Linked DNA regions of Homo sapiens: region 1 is linked to region 2. Evidence: chromatin contacts called from ENCODE Hi-C or POLR2A ChIA-PET data. All regions are on one chromosome and are shown on one strand. The core of a region is the stretch at or near the end of the contact, and the rest is flanking DNA. Distances in the headings are between cores, read along the strand shown.

Region 1 (3,509 bases), core at 458-2,957, 260 kb after region 2:
ATTTTCCTCAATTCTCTTTCAAAACAGGTGACAAAAGAGCTGAAACAGTATGACAACAAAATTATAGAATGCAAATTTGAGAACAACAGCTGGGTCTTCATGAGACAGAGAACAGACAAAAGTTTTCCTAATGCCTACAACACTGCCATGGGTGAGTATGACAACTTACCAGTGCTTATTATATTTAAAACAAAAATTAAGGTGTTAGACCCAAAGTGTGCTGCCTTTGTTGTTTTGCTTAATGGGGCATAGTCATTTGGACTTCATCCTTGTTTGATGGGAAAGATACGTCAAGTCTGTATTCTGTTTGGCTCCAGTTGGCTTGTAGGTTCTACTCTCTAAACTGGTGATCTTGTGCCCATGCACCCAAAAGAGAAGTTTAAAGGGCAGGATACTGGGCTGTATACAAGTTGAATTTATTGAACAACAACAACAACAGAAACCATGATAATTTCAGATCTATTCAAAACTATAAAAACCATTGTTTGCCAGATGGTAAAAGACAAAATTATCAGGGGAAAATGTAATTTCCAGCTCTTAAAATAGCTTTATAAACAATGGAGAACAAAGTAAACGAAAACCATTTAAAAAGACAAAATCTGCTATGCTATTCTTCAGAGTGTTCTTTGGGTACAATATGAATGCTTTGGGAATTCAGAATAGTAAGTTTCTTTCATGGGGAACAACACAAATTAATTGAAGTTTATAAGGTATACCACTACCAGTAGCAGTTGTTGTTCTGGATTGCATTTTTAGTGGAGTTGAAAAAAGGTAAAAACCAAGATAACAGGTTAATCAAACTTTACTTTTAGAATGTGCAGTTGATGAGGAGGATGATGATGATGATATGATAAGCTAATGAGAAAATATTGAAATTGCCAATTTCAGCTTTGCAGTTTAAAAGTTACTGTTGTACATTTAGGAGTTCTCATTGGAACTAGCATCCATGTTCAGACAAGATGAGTTAATTTCAAAAGTCAGGATGATTAAGCCAATGTCTTTTCTTCTAAGACCAAATAGGTAAATAAAATGAAAAGGACTGGCACTAAATTTTGATAAGAGAAGATAATATGGTCTGCTAGCTACAATGAAACCACCTATTCAACAGGAATGGTGGCTGGTGCCATGTTTTATGTTTCGTAGAGTAGACTTCTTTCTGAGAGAAAGATTGAAGGACTATAGTGCACGTTTTCTGTAGAAGTTTTAGTTGAATACAGACTATGGTGCAATGTGTTGTGTTAGATTAAAATCCCATAAAAACTGGTTTGGGAGGGATAGAAAACCGTGGGGAAGACATGCTTATAGCCCAAACATTTAAAGTTTTGGTTTAAAATTAATACTGCAGTAAAGAGTAGCCATTAGACAAGCACATATTTTGGGTGTAGGGTAGGGAGGAGATAGTTCAATGTGAAGCACATCACTCAAATGGGTAAAATGGAAAGTATTTAGTATATTGGGATGAAAACCTTTCTCATAAGCCTGTGGTGAGTCAGCTGCCTTAATTAACCCTCACATGAGACCTGTCTCCCTTTGTCCACAGCTGTGTGTAACAGCATCTCAAACCCTGTCACCAAGGAGATGCTGTTTGAGTTCATCGACAGATGTACTGCAGCTTCTCAAGGACAGAAGCGAAAACATCATCTGGACCCTGACACGGAGCTCATGCCACCACCACCTCCCAAAAGACCACGCCCTTTAACCTAAGACCTGCCTGTGACTTGAGGGTTAAGAAGAAAGAGGAATGAGGAAAAAACGCTGTTGCCCATTTTTGTAGCCAGAGAAATTGAAAAACGACTGTGGCTTGATGTTGATACACATTTGAATTTTTTTTAAAAAAAGAAAGTTATCGTAGCCAGCCTGTAAATACTTGATGCATTCGTTTCCTCAGTGCTGCAATACATCGTGGACTTAAACATCTTATTTATCTGATAAACTCAGCCTTACCTTGTGGAATCTGAAGATTGAAATATCCAAAGGTTTAAACAAGATGGAAATCAATGAAAAAGAGGCCTTGTTTATATATGGGTAGCTTCACATTTAATTTATAAAGTTAACAATCTGGAAACTGTGAGCCCATAAAACAGTATTTTTTAGAAGTTGTGTTACAACTGTAGCAAATTTTCCTTTTAAAAAATCCAGGCAATGGCATTAAACATTCTTGCTATCATTTACCATGGATTTCCTACATTTCTGAGATCCCTGTATTCAAAAACAAATGACAGGGTTGTTAAGTTGTACTATATTAAACAACTTGGTCTGGTTTATATCATTTTAACAAGTTTTTTGGAAATGTAAAAGAAAAAAGTAAAGCTCCATTTTTGTGAATTGCATTGTTTCTAAAGGAAGTATTTTGAGTATTTTCATCTGTTTGTATTGTTTCGACTATGATATCAGATATCCAGTGTGTCCATTCTGGCAGTGGTTTTGAGTTACTTCATGGAACTTGGACATACACCACCAGGTCCTTTATGTGTTGTTCTCCTGGGAGACTTCTTTTTTTAAATGCCAGGGCTACTTCTGCTTTACCTCAGTGGTATCAGCACATTGTAAATTACGTTAAAACACACAACTCACTGTGATCTATGGGAGTGATATCAAATACAAACGATGTTGTGTTCCTTCTCTCGAACAAAACAGCAAAGGGAATGCCAGCTAACTTCTTTGATTAGAAGGTAATGTCATGGAATAGAATGCTGTCACCAGAAAATGCTCTCCCACTGCTAGATAAATGCAGAGGCAAAGTGTAGACATCTGTAGGAACTAAATATCAAGGAAATCAAGACATTTATTTTCAAAGCGAGAATTCTATCTACATTCTATTCTGCGGATGTTATTTCTGTTATACATCTGAATTTTAAAATGTTTACTGATAGATAATGGATTTAAAGGGCGGCTAATTGATTGTCTGCCATTGTTGATAAACTGTTCTAATTGGTTTGTGAAAGAACTCTGAGAATTAGCTAAATGGAGGCTAGTGTATTTATTTTTAGAGGTACATGTTTTAAGTAAATGTATTTAAAACAAATTTTCATGGTCTGAATTGTATATGTAAATGCATATCTGTGTAAGTATATGCAAGTGTATATTCTTCTACTGATTCAGTCAGACACGAAATCCAACTGAATTACCCGGTAGACTGAATATCTGACGGGATTTCTATATGGACATAGCACAGATGAACCAAAAATGTATTTATATTCACCTGAGTTTTAATGTTTTTAAACAAAGTTTTCTCCTGCAGTGCTTTTCTATATGAAATAGTTGAGTCAAGCTTGGGCTTTTTTCTTCGTTGTTCCCAAGTCATGTAATGTATAGTGAATTTATCCAAAACGCCATTGTAACGTTTTTTACTAGAGTGTTTTTGCACATTTGGGCGCTAAAGGGATTAAAACAACTGATGCCACAATGACTATTGAAGGAGGGAAAATTCTCAAGGTTCCATAGTATCTTTTACAAAATGGATTAAAAAAAAAATGCCTATGCAACTTCAAATAGTCTGATGCCTGCTT
Region 2 (3,329 bases), core at 484-2,983:
GGTAATTTGCTTCTCAAAAGGCAGTAACATGTGAACTAGGTAAAGAAATCAGAAAATGAGCAATTCTGACAGTGCTTTTAAATTGTGAAGTCTGATTTGAAGATTATATAGGTGGCCCATCTTAGTATAGTATCACTCTGGCTTTCAGCCCAGATTTAATGTTGCTGCTATTTTTGCTGGCAGGTGAGCTTCCTTGGACTCATTTTATTTTAGTAACATTTTTGAATTTAGAAATTTAATTTTTAAAATACTTTTGCATGGGCAGAAAACTAAATTTTGTCTCCCTATGAATTATCTAGAATGGCATTTAGGTCTTTTACATCTTATGTCAGCCTGATAGAATGTAAACTACTGGCTAGAGTTGCAGGATATAATATATAACTAGAACAAATCAAATTGCTGCATAAATTACAGCCTTTAAGCAGCTGAACTTTGAGACTGCTCTATGATGTGGCCTTGGTAGTTGCCTTAATGTTATGAGTCCATAATATATTTATTTTTATAGTCTCAGTAGTATTAGCTGTTGAAATTGGTGCTTCTAGGATTTCTCCTGGTACTTTTATGTGAACTTGAACAAAGACTAGTAGCAACCAGTTAATTTCTAATAGTTTGATTCATTAAGAATTACTTACTAGTGTTAAAAGGAAAATAAAAATGGAGGTCACAGTTTAGATAGATCCCAAGGCCAACTGCCTATAACCCTGTAACCCAAACTCAAGTCATTCTGATTCCCCTGAAACACTATCTCTACTTATAAAAGAACCACAAAGCATGAGGTTTACATCTTTGCCAGCATGATTCAGTGAAATTAAACCAATCAGCTATAGACAAATATAAACAGCTCCACTTGCATTAGAATAATGTTAGTGTCTAATGGCCAGTCACGAAAAAGGTCAAAATACTTTCTCCTTTATAAACTGCTATAACTCCTGTGAGGAAGCTTCTTATGACTTGAAGTTTCAGATCTCAATCTGTACTTTTTGCATGACAGTGAGCTTTAAAATTTTTCCTAACTTGATCTAATTTTATGTTTGATACCAGTAAATGGAGAAATTACAACTCTCTTAAAACATTTGGTGCACTTAGATACGGTTTTGTTATTTAGATTTTTCCTTTGTGCATGAAGCAATATTAAATAAAATCAAGCATCATCATGTTGTACATCTTCTACATGTGTTTTTAATTCTCTTTCTTAAAAATACCTTAATTGTGTTATTAGCACATTTCTAAATTTAAAATAATGGGTGATCTTTATAGTAAAATATTTATGGTAAAGTATAATGCCTGTGTTAAAAGTAAATTTATTTCAAGTTTCTTGTAGATTATTAAAATCCCTTTCAGTAAAATTTTTTTCTGAAAATGTTCATTGTTCTATAGAAATAACATGAGAGTATGAAAAAGATGGTGCTTGCTTTAAAGGAAATTCCTAATTTCTGACAAGTTTTAAATGGCTGCTGTTTTGACTACACACTCAGAGCTGCCAAATACAATATTTTGATATGTGGTCAATTTCAATGGCAGTAAAGTTTTAAAAGGAAAAAGAGTTTGTGTGTATTTAAGAAAAGAAAATTGAAGATGTGGTTCATGCCCTAAAATAGGTCAAAATCTAATGAACAATATGAAGTATAATTGCATATAAATGACATGACATAGACTCTAATAATGTGGGAGTTCTTAGGAGGATGATGAGTGAAGGATGAGTAACAGGGGTGAGGGGAGCAATGTGAAGAAAGTCATGAGGTAGAAACAGCCTGAGCTGGACCGACCTGATTAATAATTGATATAAATCCACAATCTTTGTAAGCTCTTACAGTTAAGGCAGTTAGGTGCTTATGAGAAAATTGTTACACTGGTGGCTGCATAAACCCTTTGTTTATATTTTGAAGCATGTCAGAGTTTTAATGATTGCTAAGCCATAAGCTTCTGATTTAAACTTTGACTATGATGTCAACTCCCACTCCTTGAATTGTTCTTAGGAGGCTATTAAAATGGGAGATCCTTTATCTCAATCTTCTTGAAGTTTAGGACCACCTGATTTGCTGAGTCAGTTGGTTAGCCCCATAGCCTTTGAGGCCTTAAAAGAGCTGTTTTTTTTTTTTTGGAAATCAGGTAAAGAGTGTGGTAAGAGACTATTTTCCATAGTGATACAGAAGGCAGGGAAATGAACACTCTGAGGAATAGTTGCTGTGGCAGTGGAAGAGGAAGCACTTCACCTACTTATGTGACTGGAGGAAGAAAAAGGTTGTGATGGCACAGAAAGCTAAGCCTAAGGGGCTTTCCCAGCCGGAGGCACAGGAAAACCCTATAGTAATTCTCTCCCAGTCATCCTTCCCAACACTTTATTTCCCATTTTCAGTATAATTAAAAGACTGTTAGGTGAACCTTTTTTGGGACTTAGTGAAAATTTTACTCAAAGTAGCTTACTTTTAGCATTCATTCAATGAGTCTAGCCAATAGTGAATTTCAAAGGTTGCATAATATAAAATGTGAAAATTAGAAGACTGATTAGAATTAACTTGTGATCATACTTAGTTTTTCTTTTCTTCTTCTTCTAGTACTCTTTGCTCTTTTTAATCCTAGTTAGGATCAAAACAAGCACATTTCTATAGCTAAGAAGAGAAAATCTATTGAATATAACTTTTGGACAGATTCTTCAGTGAAAACTTTTTTTTTCAGATTAAAAGAATTTTTAAAATTCTTTTGCTTTTTTTGGACATCTGCTGTCAGGCTTTCCATTTTCATTCTCTCTCTCTCTTTTTCTTTTTTGAGATGGAGTCTTTCTCTGTTGCCCAGGTTAGAGTGCAGTGCCATGATCTCGGCTCACTGCAACCTCTGCCCCCCAGGTTCAAGCGATTCTTGTGCCTCGGCCTCTTGAGTAGCTGAGACTACAGGTGTGTGCCACCATGCCTAGCTAATTTTTGTATTTTTAGTAGAGATGGGGATTCACCATGTTGGCCGGGCTGGTCTCAAACTCCTGACCTCAGGTAATCTGCCTGCCTTGGCTTCCCAAAGTGCTGGGATTACAGGTGTGAGCCACCATGCCTGGCCCTGGCTTTTCTATTTTCTTTTGCAATTTGAGTGTTAAGGGTGGCTTGAGGTTATTTAGTCTAGTGCTTCTCACAATTCTATGTGTATGTGAATCACCTGGAAATCTTGTTAAAATGCTAATTCTGATTCAGAAAGTCTAGGCTGGGGCCCAAGATTCTGCATTTTTGACAAGTTTCCAGGAGATGCTAATGCTATTGGTCCAGGGACCACATTGTAAGTAGCAAGAATTGACTCCGTTTTCTCAGGTTATAGATGAGGATATCAAAGCTAGAGAGACCAAG

Evidence for each region. A loop is a pair of places that touch in the nucleus more often than their neighbours do. ChIA-PET counts read pairs that join two places held with the same protein, here RNA polymerase II (POLR2A). Pooled maps may share reads with other maps.
Region 1: a map of OCI-LY7 shows a loop between it and region 2 (3-fold over the local background). The contact joins two enhancer-like sites. A Hi-C loop is called at or near these places in 1 of 168 maps with a recorded cell type or tissue (OCI-LY7), 4 of 37 single-sample maps with no recorded cell type and 3 of 50 pooled maps. POLR2A ChIA-PET finds 5 or more read pairs at or near these places in 1 of 52 experiments (WTC11).

What each region holds. Positions count from the first base shown.
Region 1 is chr6:88,610,914-88,614,422 of GRCh38, reverse strand. RNGTT (RNA guanylyltransferase and 5'-phosphatase) reads left to right here. Exons shown (of 16, transcript NM_003800.5): 15 at 28-151; 16 at 1,541-3,509. The coding sequence ends at 1,704. Among named protein-coding and RNA genes, the nearest start is that of RNGTT, 350 kb to the left of the region's middle. Within about 2 kb of position 1,707, at least 2 of the 41 ENCODE cell types and tissues checked have a DNase peak (open chromatin) inside an H3K27ac peak, as active enhancers do.
Region 2 is chr6:88,866,920-88,870,248 of GRCh38, reverse strand. All of the region lies in intron 8 of RNGTT (RNA guanylyltransferase and 5'-phosphatase), which reads left to right. Among named protein-coding and RNA genes, the nearest start is that of RNGTT, 95 kb to the left of the region's middle. Within about 2 kb of position 1,733, at least 3 of the 41 ENCODE cell types and tissues checked have a DNase peak (open chromatin) inside an H3K27ac peak, as active enhancers do.